Regions from separate parts of the Mus musculus genome. Here region 1 is linked to region 2. A link is a loop called in an ENCODE intact Hi-C map of the cell type or tissue named here. Cell type or tissue: heart. All regions are shown on one strand.

Region 1 (8,000 bases), 49 kb after region 2:
TTTTCTGTTATTTTGTTGGATTTTTCTTTTCTTTCTTTTCCTTCCTACCCCCCCCCCCCGCCATTATTCTATTTTGAGAAAAAGGTCTTGCTAGATCACCCTGGCCATCCTAGAACTTGCTATATAATCCAAGCTGGCCTTGAGCATGTAGCAATCTTACTACTTCTGCTTTTCAAGGGTTAATATCACAGGTGTGTGTGTCCCTAAATCCAGCTCAAAAATCCTACTTTTTTTAAAACTCCAAACTAATGAATGATTTATCAGTTTTGTAGGGAGACAGTGAGTTCAAGACCAGCCTAGACTACATAGTGAGACTCTGTATTTGTAGAAAAGTAGAGAGAGAGAGAGAGAGAGAAAGAGAGAGAGAGAGAGAGAGAGAGAGAGAGAGAGAGAGAGAGATTAAAAGGAAAAAGGGGGCTGGTCAGATGGCTCAGTGGGTAAATACACTTGCTCTTAGACTGACAACTTGAGTTTCATCCCTGGAATTTGAATGGTGGAGAGAAGTGACACACACGTTGTCTTTTGACATTTGCCCTGTGGTTGCACATGTGTGCATTCTCTCTCTCTCTCTCTCTCTCTCTCTCTCTCTCTCTCTCTCACACACACACACACACACATAAAATAAATCCGTGTGATCTGAGTACAGCGGCACACACTTCTAAACCCAGCACTTAGAAGGCAGAGGCAGGAGGATCTCTGTAATCTCAAGGCAGATCTGATTTATGTCTCAAAATAAATAAATACACAGAAAAAAACAAAATTTTAAAGGAAGAATCACAAAGTGAGGAAAAGGATGAGGGGCAGGAGGGAAACCTCAAGAAATCAAAATTAAATATAGTTCAGGTATATTTAGTAGGAGTAGATTAACTTGAATTCTGTTCCAAACAATCTAACAAAAGACAGAGGTGTAGAAAGAACAAAAGGAAGATCAGGTATCCTGCTGGTTGGTGGGGTGGGGATACCAGAAATGTCACAGAACTTTTGGATAGTCATTTCCAGATTCAATGAAGCCAGTTATGCTTGATACACATGGGAAAAGCCTAGGGTAGGAAGAACAGTGATTGCTACAGGGTCCAGAGAATAAAAGCAGGTTATGAAGCTGACCGTGGGAGAGACTAAAATTCTCAGAGCAACCCTCAATGCTAGAACAAAATAGGAAGAGGCCCTAAGATGATGGCAGAAATTAATTTTTAATTTTGCTTTTCCACATTGACTTACTGGCTTGGTAGGTAATACAGGCACGTCCCTGACAAACCTGCTTTCGCTACTTCCCACGCTCCTCCGCTGTGGCTCTGCCGGTGTTCCTTCAAGCGAATGCCGACAAATTGCAGCTTTCCCCCCACAGAGGACCGAGTGCCACCTTCACTTTCTGCACAGGGTTCTTTTCAATTAACAATGCCAACTGGAAACCACTTCAAAGGACACAGAGTAACCATTGGCATTCTTTGGAAACTTATTTTTAACCTAGACCTCTATATACAACCAAACTATCAATCAAGTGGGAGGGTAGGATAGGAGGCTTTTGTAGACGTGCAAATATTTGGAAAAGGGGACCTTGTTCAGAAGGACCTGTTCCAGCAAAACCAAGTTTAGAGCCATAAAAGACAATTACAATCCAGGAAATGGGGACTCACACTCCCCCACCCCCCGCCAAAAAGATCCATCCTTTAGAGCTGTAAGAGGGAGCAAGAGCTGAGGGGGTCAAAGCCCGAGGACACCCAGACCTGACTGGGAGGATTGTGGGGAATAGATAGAATGGGATGATGGCCTGACTTGTCTAATTATATTACAAACGGGACCACAAAGGGCTTGTTAAGACTTTGAAGAATTACAGATCATAGACATGGGCACAGGCAAGCAGTTTAAATAAAAAGAAACAGCTACTTGTGCTGCCTGGCTCCCAAAGTGATGGGTGCTATGTAATACGGTCACTTCCACCGGCGTTTCCTGAGTGCACTTTGGCCATTGCCCTGAGACCTTTACCTGACATCTTTCGTTTGCTCTCATAATCACCTACCTCATGGGAAGTGGACTGTTAGTATTTCCCTGCTGTACTTATAGGAGGTCCAAGTGCTCATATAATTGCTTTTGACCATGGAACAAAGGACAAATCTGAACCCATGAAACCTGATTCTAGCATCTAATATCCTCAACCTACCATGACATTATGCCAATGAGTATATTATTTAACCACAACAATAGAAATACAGGATGAGGATGTGGGGGAATGGCAACTTGTCTCCACGGATACCCACTCTCAATCTTCTACCCAGGAAGGCAACAGACAGCATCTAAGCTTGATAAACCTATGAAGAATAGTTTTATAAGCTGCACTTTAATAATGGAATATCTACATATATGCATAATATTTGTGAAAACTGTGGCACTCCCCAGGGACATTCAGGGACTTATGGGCCCATTAAAATATTTGGCTTTTACAGGACAGTGGCAATGGATCATTTATGAAAGTATCTTTTACATTCTAGAAACTGGAACTTTTGCTGGACCTCACAGTCATATATATATATATATATATATATATATGTGTGTGTGTGTGTGTGTGTGTGTGTGTGTGTGTGTGTATGTGTGTGTGTATACATATATACACGTGTGTGTATATATATTATATATATATACACATATACGCGCGTGCGAGCGCGCACGCGTGTGTGTGTGTGTATACATATATACATATATATATGTGTGTGTAGTTAATAATATACCTTGAGGTCATGTAAGACTCAGGACTGACATCCTGCTGTGGACTCAGCAGTTTGCTTGATCTGCCTTTAAGAAAACAATGTAAGGGGCTGGAGAGATGGCTCAGTGGTTAAGAGCACTGACTGCTCTTCCAGAGGTCCTGAGTTCAATTCCCAGCAACCACATGGTGGCTCACAACCATCTGTAATGGGATCCGATGCCTTCTTCTGGTGTGTCTGAAGACAGAGACAGTGTACCCACATATATAAAGTAAATAAAAATCTTAAAAAAAAAATAAAAGAAAGCAATGTAACAATCAACCTGACTTGCCTTGGATTTCCCATGTAACCAGCTTCTATAATCCAAGCTAATGCATAACTATAATCTTAAATTATGTATTCTCCCATGCTCCTGCCCCAGAGAACAATGTGTGTATTACGCTAATTATTTGCTGAAAACAGCAAATATAGGTTGAAAATAATCTTATAAACCAAGTATCCACCATTAATGTTGCCAACAATATTTGTTTATTGCTTAGTGAAAAATGTTTATACTACTGTCTGTAAGTTGGGGTTAGCTGGAGACTGTGACTTAATCCCTTGTAAAACTCTGTTAGAGATTTCTGTAGAGTGTCCTTCATTCCTTCCCCTTGTGATGTTTTCTGTGCTGGTCAATAAAAGACAGAGCAAAGCCCTTTGTGAGACATATAGAAACTAAGACACAAGGACAGATTCACAGGACAGTACTCAGGCGCAGGTTCAGACTCATACTACAGGCAGACTGGGATAACGGGAGATAGAAGAGAGCAAAATAGAAACTTGCAATCTGGACAGACTCTTGGTTAAATGACATCAAGTGGGCAGGGCCTTGATTTCTCTCCTTACTGTGACACGGAGGCAATACTGGTGACTGAGTTCATCATTAGTGCTTTCAAATCAATACACACAGCAATGTAAGAAGCCATGTCTCACCAGAGAAGTGTCAGGGTCTGACAAGTATTGAAAGAACAGTTCATGATCCAAAGAGACAGACCAGCATTAAGACCTCTAATTGCTTCCACAGTAGACCCAGGTTTGGTTCCTGGCACCCTGAATGGTGCCTCACAACTGTCTATAACTCCAGTTCCAAGGAATCTAAGACTTTCTGGCCTCCTACATTCACATGGTACACATAAACCCACACAGGCACACATAAATAAATAGAAATTTAAAAAGAAAACCCTAAAGTTACAAAACAATTAAGAGAACCATCCAGCTGTGTTGGTAATGGCCCGAGAACATGAATAACAGCAAAACTGCATATTCGTTTGCTGAGGTAAAAATTAAAGCTCTCCAGACGGGGGCGTGAAAGGAGGAAATCCTGGATACAGGAAGGCAGAGAGCACTAGTGTCTGCCTCATGAAAGGTTACACTGAGGGCTCACAGGTCAGCTGGGGACAGCTGTCCCAGGGATGGGTGAAGCTGACCTGAGCGTAGGCTGTCATCTGCAATGAGGCTTTAGACAGGACATTAAATGAATGCTCTACTCTTCTGATGGGACTTAGTATGCTTGTGGGATGAAGCTTCTGAGAATGGCTTGCTCACAGTTGTCCCCTTCTTCCTTTTGTGTCCCACACTTAGATGAGACTTACAGGTGACAACCTTGACTACAGTCCAGGACTGTGGTCTTCACCATTCAGTCTAAGGTCTCTTCAGCCTTTCATAGGAAAACCCCAACGCTGAGCATGGAGCTAGGAGTCACTTAGACGGTCCACAGATGGAGGAAGAGACAGCTGGCTCTGATAGAAATAGCTATGGGTGGGGCCTGGAGGCCACCAGAGACAGCAGAGCGGTCCAGATGAGACTCTGAATCCTCTCAGCTTCTTCCATCTTTCAGAAATCACATCAACAGTCCAAGCTCACAGACCCAGGAACTCCTGCTTTGGCCATTCATAATACCTCACAGATGATGCCCAGCCCCCAGATCTGTGTCTCTTTTAGGAGGGCCACCCAAGATGGCTATATTTGAGGTGGGGCAGCTCTTCACATTGGACAATGAACAGCCACATGTTCCCCCACCCTATGGAAGGTGGGGTACCACCACTTCCTGACTGCACAGTAATAGCCTAACCACCCTGGGTGGCACAGCCAGCCAGTGTCCACTAGGTTTTTATGAGTTGACTAGTCTTGGGAAACAAAGGCATCCGACTGAAGTTAAGTGGCTGGGTAGCAAAAAGGACTGTTGAATTCAGGCCCTAGTGTGCTGTCACAGTGGGGGTGGGGTAGGGCATGGGAACTATGACAGAGGCCAGGAGTTTGTCATGATAGCTGAATTCTTCCCAGATCCCTCAATCCAAGAAAGCCACGTCACCTTGGTGCCAAAGGTAGCAGAGGTAAGGGTCTAAAATGAGCTAGACCCATGAACACACCCCAACCTATTGATATCCCAATGGCCTTGAAGCTTGAGCAAGCAGATGTATAGACAGGCTCACCTTACACAGGTAGAGTCCTGAGGTCTGCTTGGGAGGATGAGCAGAGCACGTGGATGGACTATCTCAGTAGGATTGCCCAGCCCAGGAGTGGTGCTCACAGCAGGTCTCCTAGGAGACAAGCCTGCAGCCTGCACATGGCTGCTAGTGGTTTCCTGCAGGAGCCCTAGAGGCAAGCAGGACGGAGCATGGGCTCAGCAGCGGAACATAGAAGGTACCATCAGCCTGTGAGTCTAGGACAGGAAGTCTCCAGGGTGGGAGAGTGACATTCTCTGTTCTAACATGTGTGAGCTAATGGCTGCAGGTTGCCTTTCCCAGGAGCTCTGCTGGGGAGAAGGGTGGGGGTATCTTCTATGTATCAGGAACTTTGGTCCAGAGAAGGTGAAGCTGGGGGTGGGCTCTGAGTTTTCAACATTCAGGGCTCCTGGACCACATGCTAGGAGGATCCCCTCACAGTGGGTTCCCTGGACAAGAGGCTTCAGAGACAGTTATGGCCATTCTTAATACCTTACAGATGATGACCAGATCTGTGTCTCTCTTAGAAGAACCACCCAGATCCCCCTCCCCTTCCTGTCTTGTCCTGCTGAATGTGGAAAGGCATCTCGTGTAGGCCACAGAGGGAGGAACCAACTCACCACCCAAGATGATGGGCAAACCCAAATGAAGCCAGCTGCTGCGACTGTGGCATTGGAAAGCCTTGGAGAGGACACTGAACAACCTTGGACAGAGCGCTGAGGGGGAAGCCCAGGCCCCCCTAAAGTCCCTGGCAGAAGGTCCACATGGGAGGAAGGAAGACTCAGCCTGGAGATTCACCTTATGAAGACTTCAGCAACACCTCTGCCCATATGTGAGACCTGGCACTCCCAGCCTCCTAGAAGGCCATGCCTTACTGTCTGGAGACTGATGGCAGGCCCCTTCCCCCAACATCATGCTAGAATTTCACCTCCTAAAGATGATCCAGTCAGTACTGATATGCCAAAGGCATATTAAATGACAACCCATCTATTTGCTGGACTGGAGCCAGATAGGACCTGTGGAAATGGAAAGAGACAAGGCAGACTGTGGGGGAAAGGGCACTGAAAGGCTCTGTTCTTTCTCAGAGAACTTCCTAGCTCCAGGAGAACTGCACTCCTATTCCATGCCACTGAGTGAGTCCCTTGCCTGTATGACCCAGGTCTCCTGATGACCTTGGCTCAGGGTCTCCATTTGTCTTCCTGAAGGCAACGTTCTGTTCCTCCTACCGCTCTTATAACCACTCCACCTCCACTCAGGACTATACAGCTTCCTAAAGGATTGGGGCAGGGATGCCCAGTCCTTAGTTGGCATGTGCACAGGACAAGGGGCCCTCCCCAGATCCAGGCCTGGCATGGATAGCCCTGTCTCCCTTTGCCACAGGGACTTCATGGAAGCCAGTCATCTGTGGTCTCAGAATTCGGAGCAGGAAAACTCTAGAGACCTGTAGAGGTTCCTCAGAAAGCTGCAACTAGGTCTGTAGAGAGATGCAGACAGAGGGTACTACAATTCAGGGATCCATCCTGGAATGACCCCTTGGCCGAGGCTAAAGTCAGTGAACTTCCACACAGCACCTCTGCCTGTGGATGTGGTCAGCATACAGGAGCCTGTAGTACTGAGATACAAGCACTAGCATTCTCGCCTGGGAGTCCCATACTGTGCTGCTATGTGTCTCTTGTCAAGTGGTCAGGACTTTTGTCTGGCTGGTAGATACATCCTTCAAGAGCTCAAGATACCATTTCCTCCAGGAAGCAGCCTCTGATGTTATCTGCTAGCTGGAATTCTCATTCCAAACCTTCAGACCCTTCCATGACCCTTCTGATCAGATGGGATCTTCTACAGGGACTGTTGATCTACAGGTTCCCACCCACTCTTCTTTTTTGTGAGATAGCGTCTCACTTTGTAGCCCAGACTGGCCTCCAAGTCCGCAAACATTCTCCCAGCTTGCCCTCTCCCGTGCTAGGTGACAAGATAATTCTACCCACATTGCCAGACCCCCTTTTTGATCCAAATCCTTGCTAGTTTTCCTGCTAACTCTTGGCTGTTTAGGATTAACTGTTGGATACCATGATCATGGATTCAAGAGTGAATTGGAAACCAAGCTGGAGACAATTTTACTAGTGTCCATAAGAACATTAAATTATTCAGGGCATAGATATTTGCCACCTGAATACTGATTTAGCTTCACAGTTGGCCAACAGAATTCAATTTGTACCAGAGCAGACAGCATCACCTGCTCCCTCCAGTCTTTTCATTGAATGCCCCTGGCTCTGGGTAAGTGCCACATCTGTGGTTGACTTTCACCATTGGTTTGTCTTATTCGGGGGTGCACTCATTTCATGCATTGGTTGGAAATACTTTGCCTGCTGTTCCTTTGTGTGTCCCCTAAGCCTCAGGAAATCTGCCTCTCTTTCAGAGATGAGACCAGGGCTGAGGGGGTGGGGGCTGGGAAGCTGGCTTTCCTAGACCAGCACAGTTAGTATTGAGTGGTCCGACCTGTCTGGAAGCTCAGGTCTGACTCCTGCCTGTCTTTATAACTGCTGACTGCGGTTCCCTGGGTGTAAGGCAGAACCATCCCCTGGCCTCTGCTTCCAATCTATTTTTATACCAACCACCCGATAAGAGGTTGGCTTACGAGACTCCCAATCTTCTCATTCCTTTGTCCTGCAACCACCAGGATTTATGGGGCACTCTGGCCCTCCCAGGGACACTTATTTGCTGGGTAGTCACAGAGCCACATAAGAGACTGTTGTAACCAGGAAATTATATTCAAACCACTACATGTAGCAAGGGTCTGTATTTAGCCAAAGGTCCTGTAACC
Region 2 (8,000 bases):
GGAAGAGTGCAAACATGTTTGGGTCAAGGACACAGTAATAAGTCAGGCTAGAAAAATGAGGCAAATGGCCTCAGACCTACAACTCAAAAGGAAAGAGCTCACTACTTTTATCTTTACATGGAGAAACAACACATTTAAAATGTCAGTCCATACTCCAGGTTTCAGGACCTTCGGATTGTGTGGGGTACAGGATCCTGTGAGAGGGGCTCCACTGTGACACAAGGTCACTTACAAAGCCCTGTGACTGAGTTATAGTAAGTTCATACTCTATGCAGGGCTACGGTCACAGCCTGCCCGCATTCAGCCATGTGTGCACATGACCGACAGGGCTAACTTCTACCCCTCTATCTGCATCCTGGCCCTGGTATGGATTGGCCAGCCTCTTTCAGGGTAGGTGCTCATCAGTGTGTGGAAAGAGACCAGAGGTGACACAACCCGAGTGACTCAGAGAAGTTCCGGAAGTTGAAGAAATGCCACTTTGGGGCTGGAGACATGGCTTAGTTACCACTGGCCGCCTTTCTCAAGGACAGGGATTCAATTCCCAGCATCTACACAGCGTGCAGTGTATAACGTCAAGGGATCTGAAGCCCTCTTCTGGTCTTCACTTGGATCAGGAAGGCAAGTCAGGCACAGACAACCATGCAGCCGTAACACCCATACATGTAAGATTAAACAAACACAAACAAACTGAACGCCAGTTTCCTCTGTGGATGCAGAGCCTCTGAGACTTCTCACCTGCTTAGCATCCCCTCAACTCTGCTCTCTCCCCTCCTTTTTCCTTTGTGATGCTGAGGCCTTGAACACAGTGTTAGGTAAGCACTCCAGCTCTGAATTATATTCTCAACCCCTGTATGTTTGTTTTGAAGCAGGCTCTTGCTAGATAGTCCAGGCTAGCCTAGAACTGGAGTTCCTTCGGAGCGGCCTCTGAGGGCCAGGGTTGCAGGTGTCCAGCCCTGCACCATCTCACTCTGCTCCAGTCTTGCCCATTGTCTTAGACTGAGGAGATCACGCTGTCTGTCTGTTTCCTCTTACCCACGTGGTCCTCTCACAACTATTCAACCCGGCCCTCGTCCACTAGAGACGCCCCTGCTCCTACAAGCCAGGGACACTTACTGCAGAACACAAAAGCTATTCTGTAACCATCTCTGCTGGCCTCCAGCAACATGCTCAACCCAGGGTCCACGGCAGCTGGGTGGCCCCCCTTCTAACACACCGGCCATTGTCATGCCCTGGACACTTCCTGCCCAGCAGGCCATTAGCCTCATAAACAGGGGCCACACTGTGTTTCTTTTTCTGTGTTCTTTTAACAAACTTTTGCTACTGTTTTGTAAACCTCTTAAAGATTCATAATTTCCTTCTAGAATCTTCTGGAACTAAATGCGTTCAAGAATCCAGCGTTGTTAGATTTTTGACCATCTTTTTGTTAGGTATCGGGCCTCCATCAGATGCACAGAGAGGGCTACAGAGCAGTGTATGAAGGTTATATTACATTAAGAGAGAGAGAAGGAAAGACTAAAAATAACCTCATCTGGGGCAGGGCAGGGCTCATTGCTAGATGGATTCGGCCATAGCCTTACATGTAAACACTCACAAACTATCCAGCACTCTGTGCTTCCTGGATTCTGGACATGGACTGATTAGCCCAATGAGTGCTAGGCTGAATGACCACTGCTTCCATCCTCTTACTGCTGGGCTACAACAGTATCCCGCCTGGATCCCAGGCAGGCTCCAAATTGAGTAGGGGGACCTGTGGCTGGTATCTTGGAGTTGGAAGTGGATTCCCACCTCTTGGGCCCCTCCTCGACTTCTTTACATCCCTGTTCTCGGGGTTTGGTGTTTCTCCTTCCTTTGCCCAGGATGCAGGCACTTGGTTCCTGTCCGCTAGAACCAGCCCAGGGCTGACTTCCTCCTCCTGCTTGCCTTCTATGGTCTGCCTGGGCCTCTGTTCTGAACACTCATGTCTCAGAAGCTTTCTCTCCTCCCTGAGCCTCCCTTAAGAGGGCTCCAAAGTGGCCCTGCAGGTTCCCTCCCTAGGCCTACAGGTTACAGCTCCAAAAGCCTCCTTGACTGCCCAAGTTTAAGTAGGGACATAGAATAAACATTATAAAACAGACAGGGGAAAAAAGCCCAGCAATTCTCAGCAAGGAACTGACATTTTACAAGTCTGTCATTGGAATAAAAGTTTACTTAGCCTTCCTAGCACTTGGAGGAAGCTCCCCCAGTCAGAGCAGCCTTGCCTCGACTACTCTTCCTTAAAGACCAACTAACTACAGGATTAACTCCTACCTGGAGAATGAGTGGCTGAGGCTCAGTTTTTATCAAGGTCTCACAAAAGCCTGCTAAAATGGGAACCTTGGGTCTCCCCCTCTCTCTGGTATCAACTCCATAAAATACATGGTTTCACAGAGTACAATTTACTTTGAAATATTCCCACTAATAAGCAACCACAGCCATGGATAAGGCGCGCGGGGGTGGGGGGGGTGGGTGGGTGATGCAGGCTTGTAAGCCCGATAGTGGAAGGGTTGAGACATGAGAATCCTGAGAGCAAGGCTAGTTTGGGTTATGGATCCTGCCTGAACTCCCAGACCCCAAAACTATAAACTACACAGGCTGTAACAACCAAAAATCCCCCAACTCCCCGGTGCCCAATTTTCAATCACCGTCGTCCTCATCCACTGTCCCTACGTAAGTTCGGGAAGTAAAATATGCGTAAGCACCTTGCCCAGACACAAGTGGCTTCTGGCACCCGCCGAAGTGGATCTGGGGCCCTGGATCCTAGAGGAAGGTGTTCCTGAGGTCAAGAACCTGTAAACCCTCCAAGCCACTCATGGCAAGGTGGTGCGGCTGGATGAGGACCCAGGTGCTGTACTCGGTAAAACACCAAACCAGCAGTTCCCTGTGAAACTCTACACCACCCTCAGATCTCAGACCTCGGTTGGGTCCTGGCCAGAGCCAGCCAGCTGGGCAAAGCCTGCCTAAAGACCATCACTAGGGGTGGAGGGAGAGCCCACTCTCCTTTTCGTCCTTGAGAGGAACATTGGAGCATAAAATGTACTTTTCAGAGCTCCGCCTACGGACACCTTACACTCAGCCAACCACCTGATGGTAGGCAGGAGCTGCCCTATATCAGGATTTTCGAGTGGCCCAAGCCCACTCGCCTCTACTCCAGCAGCACCACGGTAGCTGAAGGGGCCACTGTCCTTGACCTTAGAACCAACTGAGGGACCCAGGCGGCGGTTGCTGGCAGGCACAGGTCTGAATCATGTCTCCCTCTTACCAGTCTTTGCGCCTCTGGACTCAGACAGTCGATTTCCTTGTTTTGCGCGCCCTCTGGGCTGGTCATGTTGCCGAAGTGAAGTGCAGACCAACTTCCCACCCAAGAGTTCGCGCGGAAGACCCGCTCCCTAGTCCACAGGCAGAGGGTTCTCAGTGAGGCCACATTCTGGGATCCAGGAAAGCCGTCCAGGCAGAAGTAGAACTTTCAACGATCCCCTGGGCGCACACGCTCGGACGCCCAACTCCGAGGTTCCCTAGCTGGGGTGCGGCCGGCGGGGCGGGGCGCAGGTGGCTCCCGGCCGGGGGCGGGGGTGGCAAGAGAGGAGCCGGGGGCATACTCCGCCCCAGCCCCGCCCAGCCTCTCCCCACGCCCCACCCACCCTATGCCCGCCTCTCCTTCCTTCCCAGCCCCTTTCCCGCGCTCTTTCCAGGGGGTTGTACCCCTTCCTCTATGGTTCCACCCAGCCTGTGTCCATCTGCTTCCAACTTTCCTTCCTCGCAGCCACATTCTGCCACTTTAGTCGTCGGCTTCGCCCACGATGGCACTCTCAGCCAAAGCACTCCTACCATGAGGTCCACTCGGGCCCGCCTACCCGGGACCCCAGCTCCTCCTCCGTAGCCCCACCCACGCTCCTCCTCTTGCACCGCCTCAGAGCCTCCGGAACCGCCTCCCTCCCCTCCAGACCGCTCCTGGCCAGCAAGCTGCTGTGCCATCAATCACCACCCAGTCCCTGCGGCAGACACCGGAAAGACTGAGGGAAAGACCCTGGGGACCCCACCCTTGGCCACGCCCTGGCCGTCCCCAGCTGAGTCAGCGCGGGAGACCAGCCCAGGCCTAGGGAGGCGCGCCTTCGGTTAGGACACGCGTGGCTTTAGCTGGAACCACACCGCATGAGCCTCTGCCAGAGCGCAGCTGCGCCCGTCACTACTGTCTTCCGAGCCGGCACGGCTTTGGGGACCACAAAGCTACCGCCCATGACCACGCTGGACAGGAGCGAGAATCAAGCGGAGGTGACAGCCGCGATCCGATAGGGAGCGTCGAGGAACTAGTATCCACGCTGGACAGTGACCCGACTCGCAGCACGCGCCTTCCACGTCCACTGGGCAGGAGCACCCCTGATTTAAACTTAAAGCCAAGCGGGCAAGCAACCAGAAGGTTCCAGTGTTGTGCGCTATGGACAGGAGCACATGGCCTGGGTGACCTGTTTTCTCCACCCTAGAAGAGCCTTCTTCGGGCTCAAAAGGAAAATCAGAGGGCCCCCTGCCTTGTTTCTCTGTACTGGAGACTCCAGAAAGATCTAGAGAAGCCAGTCACATCTGAGCCCGGCTGACACGCTTTTTTGGTAACAAGGAACCAGTGTGCGCTGGCTTATGCACATGTGGGGCAGCAGCATTCTGGTACTAAGTCTCTGGGTAGTGCTTCGAAGGACTGGGTAGACCAGAGAGTAGACACAGAAAGACGAGTTCTAGGGGGCAGGATGGCCTGGACCAAAGGGATGAAGGGGACCTAGTTTGAGGAGTACTATGCAGGCCGAAAGAAAATGGGTACCAAGCTTTGGTGAAGTGTTTCAGATGAGGAAAACTTCCTGGGAAGGAGAAGACCTGCTCCCAGCAGTTGGTTTCAGCATCACAGTTTACAAACAAAGCTCTATCAATCAGAGAGAATAGTTTTGGATAACACCGTAACGGCAAGGGCTGTGGAATTTCTATGGGGGTCCAAGTAGTTTTACTAGGACTAACTTTACAGGTGAGAGTGGAATCCAGTTAATAACACAGCCTGAGAGAGTCGGGTTACTGTATTCTCACCTAGATAGGGAGAATCTAAGCCTCTGGCCATGTGGAACCCTGGGACTTCCCCACCACAGCAGCCCAGGGGCCAGCTTGCTTTGCTCTGCATGTCCGGAGACAATGTCTGAAGAGATTTGTTATTAATTTGCAGAGCATATCCCCAGAACCATGGAATCTGTTGGCTTCTAGCAAGCTCATAAACAACAAGGCTCTGTCTCTGCCTGGTGTCTAGGAAAGAACATCACCCTATACCGTCCTAGCCTAGCGGCCCTTCCAATCTTCCAGCCCACTCATTGCTGCCTCCTCTCGCACAGAAAGAAGGAAGCAGGGCCATAAAACTGAAATGGCTGAGAACTGGAACTGGGCTGAGCCAGAGAAAAGGATAATTCCTCCCCTCACTCCTCCCACTGTCTCCCTGGGGGTGGGGGGGACGGACAGTGGGAGGGAGCAGGACAGTGAGATTCCTAGCCTCAAGAGTTGGGATACACCACCAGCCATAGAATAGCGATAAACACATAAAAGACTTGCGATTCCACAGAATGGCAACATGTTATGGCAGCCAGCACCCTAACAGCCTGCTCTCTCAGGTGCCACATTTTGACTCAGGTGAACCCAGTCTGTCCTGTTTGGTGACAGACGTGGGCGGTTCCCAGCTCCAGAAATCTGGAAATCCGTATGTTTCCTATCGACCCTTGGCAGTGCCATTTAAATCTAAATGCTATGTCCTGGTTACACTTGCATGTAATCTACTTGGAGGGTGGAGGCAGGAGGATTGAGAATTGAAAGCCAACCTTGGCTTTTACACCAAGTTTGAAGCCAGCCTTGGCTACCTGAAACACTGTCTCCAAAAACAAACAAACAAAAAAATCCCACCCAGTTCTAGGGAGGCAGCGGCAGGCATCTCTCTGAGTTCTCGGCCAGCCTGGTATATAGATAAAGTTCCAAAACAGACAGGGCTGCAGAGTTTGACCCTGTCTTAAAACTAAATAAAAAGTAAATGAATCGACCTATGTTCTGACAAAGGGTAAAGACCCCAAACTACCTTCCATTAATTCTTATGCCAGTCCCTCTCTGATGCCCCTCTTTGACAGCCCCCCAACCCGACATCAGCCTTTTTAATGTTTTGCAAGGCACAGCAAGGTTTATGAGTGTGAAGGGACTCTACAAACTTCTGGAATGTGGGAAGGTATGAACATTGACACCCGGTAGAATGGGGCGTCTACATAAATGTTCACCTCAACAGAACTCTAACGGTGTCTTGGCAGAGCGATAGGAAAGCCTCTGCTTGGAAAACCTCAAGCCTCCTAAGCACACGAAACATCAGGCAGAAGGCCCCAGGACACCTTTGAAAGTGCAAGGGGAGCCTCACTGGGTGCACTGGACTGACATCTTGATGGTATCAAAGGTCTTTGTCTTTCCTCTGTTCAGATGGTATCATGTAGCCAATGCTGTCCTTGAACTCTGGAATCTCCTGTTTCCATCTCTAGACTGCTGGGATTCAAAGAGTGTGCCTCCATGCCCTGTAGGGCCCAGGGTCTTCATATAAAAAGCTGTGAGGTTGATGATGCAGCTCAGTTGTCTCCTTTTGGTAAACATGGCCAATAGGCAGCCATTTCTAATAAGCTGGCTTTGCATTTGCAGCCCCTTCCATATGGCCAGGCCCTGACCGACCTGTGAGCTCACAGATTTGTCTTGGTGATACTATTTAAGCCCTGTATCTCTTTTTTGTTTGTTTGTTTGTTTGTTTTTCGAGACAGGGTTTCTCCGTATAGCCCTGGCTGTCCTGGAACTCACTTTGTAGACCAGGCTGGCCTTGAACTCAGAAATCTGCCTGCCTCTGCCTCTGGAGTGCTGGGATTAGGCCCTGTATCTCTTTCTGTGAGCACACAGTAGGTTTTAGGAAAGATATGTCCCTACCATGCTTATGGTGTATGTGTGGGTATGTGTATATGTGTGTGTTATATGTGTGTTGTATATGTACATGTTGTATTTGTGTGTGTGTTGTGTGTATGAGGTATGTATATATGTGTATGGTGTATGCATGTGTGACTGGTGTGTGTAATGTATGTGTGTGTGGTATGTGTGTGTGTGGTATATGTGTACATGGCATGTATGTATGAAATGATGTACATCTGAGTGTATTGTGTGGGTGTGTATGTTGTATCTGCGTGTGGTGTATGTGTGTGTAATGTATGTGGGGGGATTGGTATGTGTCTGTGTGTATGGTGTGGGTGTGTCCTCTGTGATCTCAGAGAAAAACAAATGTCTGGAGTCTCAACATGAGTTCTCAGGTGCACAAGATCATGCTCAGGAACCTAATAAAGAACTCCGAGAACAGAACAAACGGTAAAAACAATAGCCTGCATTGTTGGAGGGCCATAAGTATCACAGCTCAGCCACAGAGTGAGCCAGACTGGGGCTCCACCCAAGCCCCGTTTACTCTGTCTCCCTGGCATCTGTTGCTAGGCTCCCTAGCTTTGTCTTCCTCTGTGGTTTGGGCTGCAGGGTGACCACAGAAAGAGGCAAAGGCAAGGCACGGTGGCTCTCCGCTCCCATTAATCAGGTAACCAACTTAAAATAATTTCTCACCATCACAACCCTGGTGTTTCTTTTTCACAGACATGAATCACCAGCCCCATCGACAATGGGCAATAGAACAAACACCTCCAATGGCTTGCACACACAATGGGTCTACATATATGTTCTTGCTTTGTTTGGATCCTTAGACAATTCCCTAGAAGCCATAGCTGGGACTATATACTATGATAACTGGGGTTTAGGCCATCACCCAGGCTTGGTGTGACGCCTTCCGTTCGCAAAACACTGAGGTTTACTGAAGTGCTGCAGGATATCTAATCACACCGGGAACCCCAAGACTGTTTTACTTACTGAAAATACCTGTTTCTAGTTATGGTGTGGCTCAGCCTTTAGCACAC

The links. Peaks named below come from ENCODE experiments on the same cell type or tissue, not always from the same donor. Only the 100,000 strongest peaks of a DNase experiment are listed, where the experiment ranks them.
Region 1: a loop joins it to region 2, with 1.9 times the contacts of the local background. A loop is called at or near these places in 3 of 42 quality-filtered maps.

What each region holds. Positions count from the first base shown.
Region 1 is chr1:91,000,204-91,008,203 of GRCm38, reverse strand. It overlaps a transcript of Lrrfip1 not described here. Among named protein-coding and RNA genes, the nearest start is that of Rab17, 35 kb to the right of the region's middle. In heart, a CTCF peak has its summit at 4,029; DNase peaks (open chromatin) are centred at 6,903 and 7,703; H3K4me3 peaks cover 1,750 bases; H3K27ac peaks cover 3,370 bases.
Region 2 is chr1:91,049,001-91,057,000 of GRCm38, reverse strand. Lrrfip1 (leucine rich repeat (in FLII) interacting protein 1) reads right to left here and starts at 3,557. Exons shown (of 25, transcript NM_001310732.1): 1 at 3,278-3,557. The coding sequence starts at 3,343. In heart, a CTCF peak has its summit at 4,029; DNase peaks (open chromatin) are centred at 1,040, 1,890, 2,950, 4,070 and 1 weaker place; H3K4me3 peaks cover 4,889 bases; H3K27ac peaks cover 5,443 bases.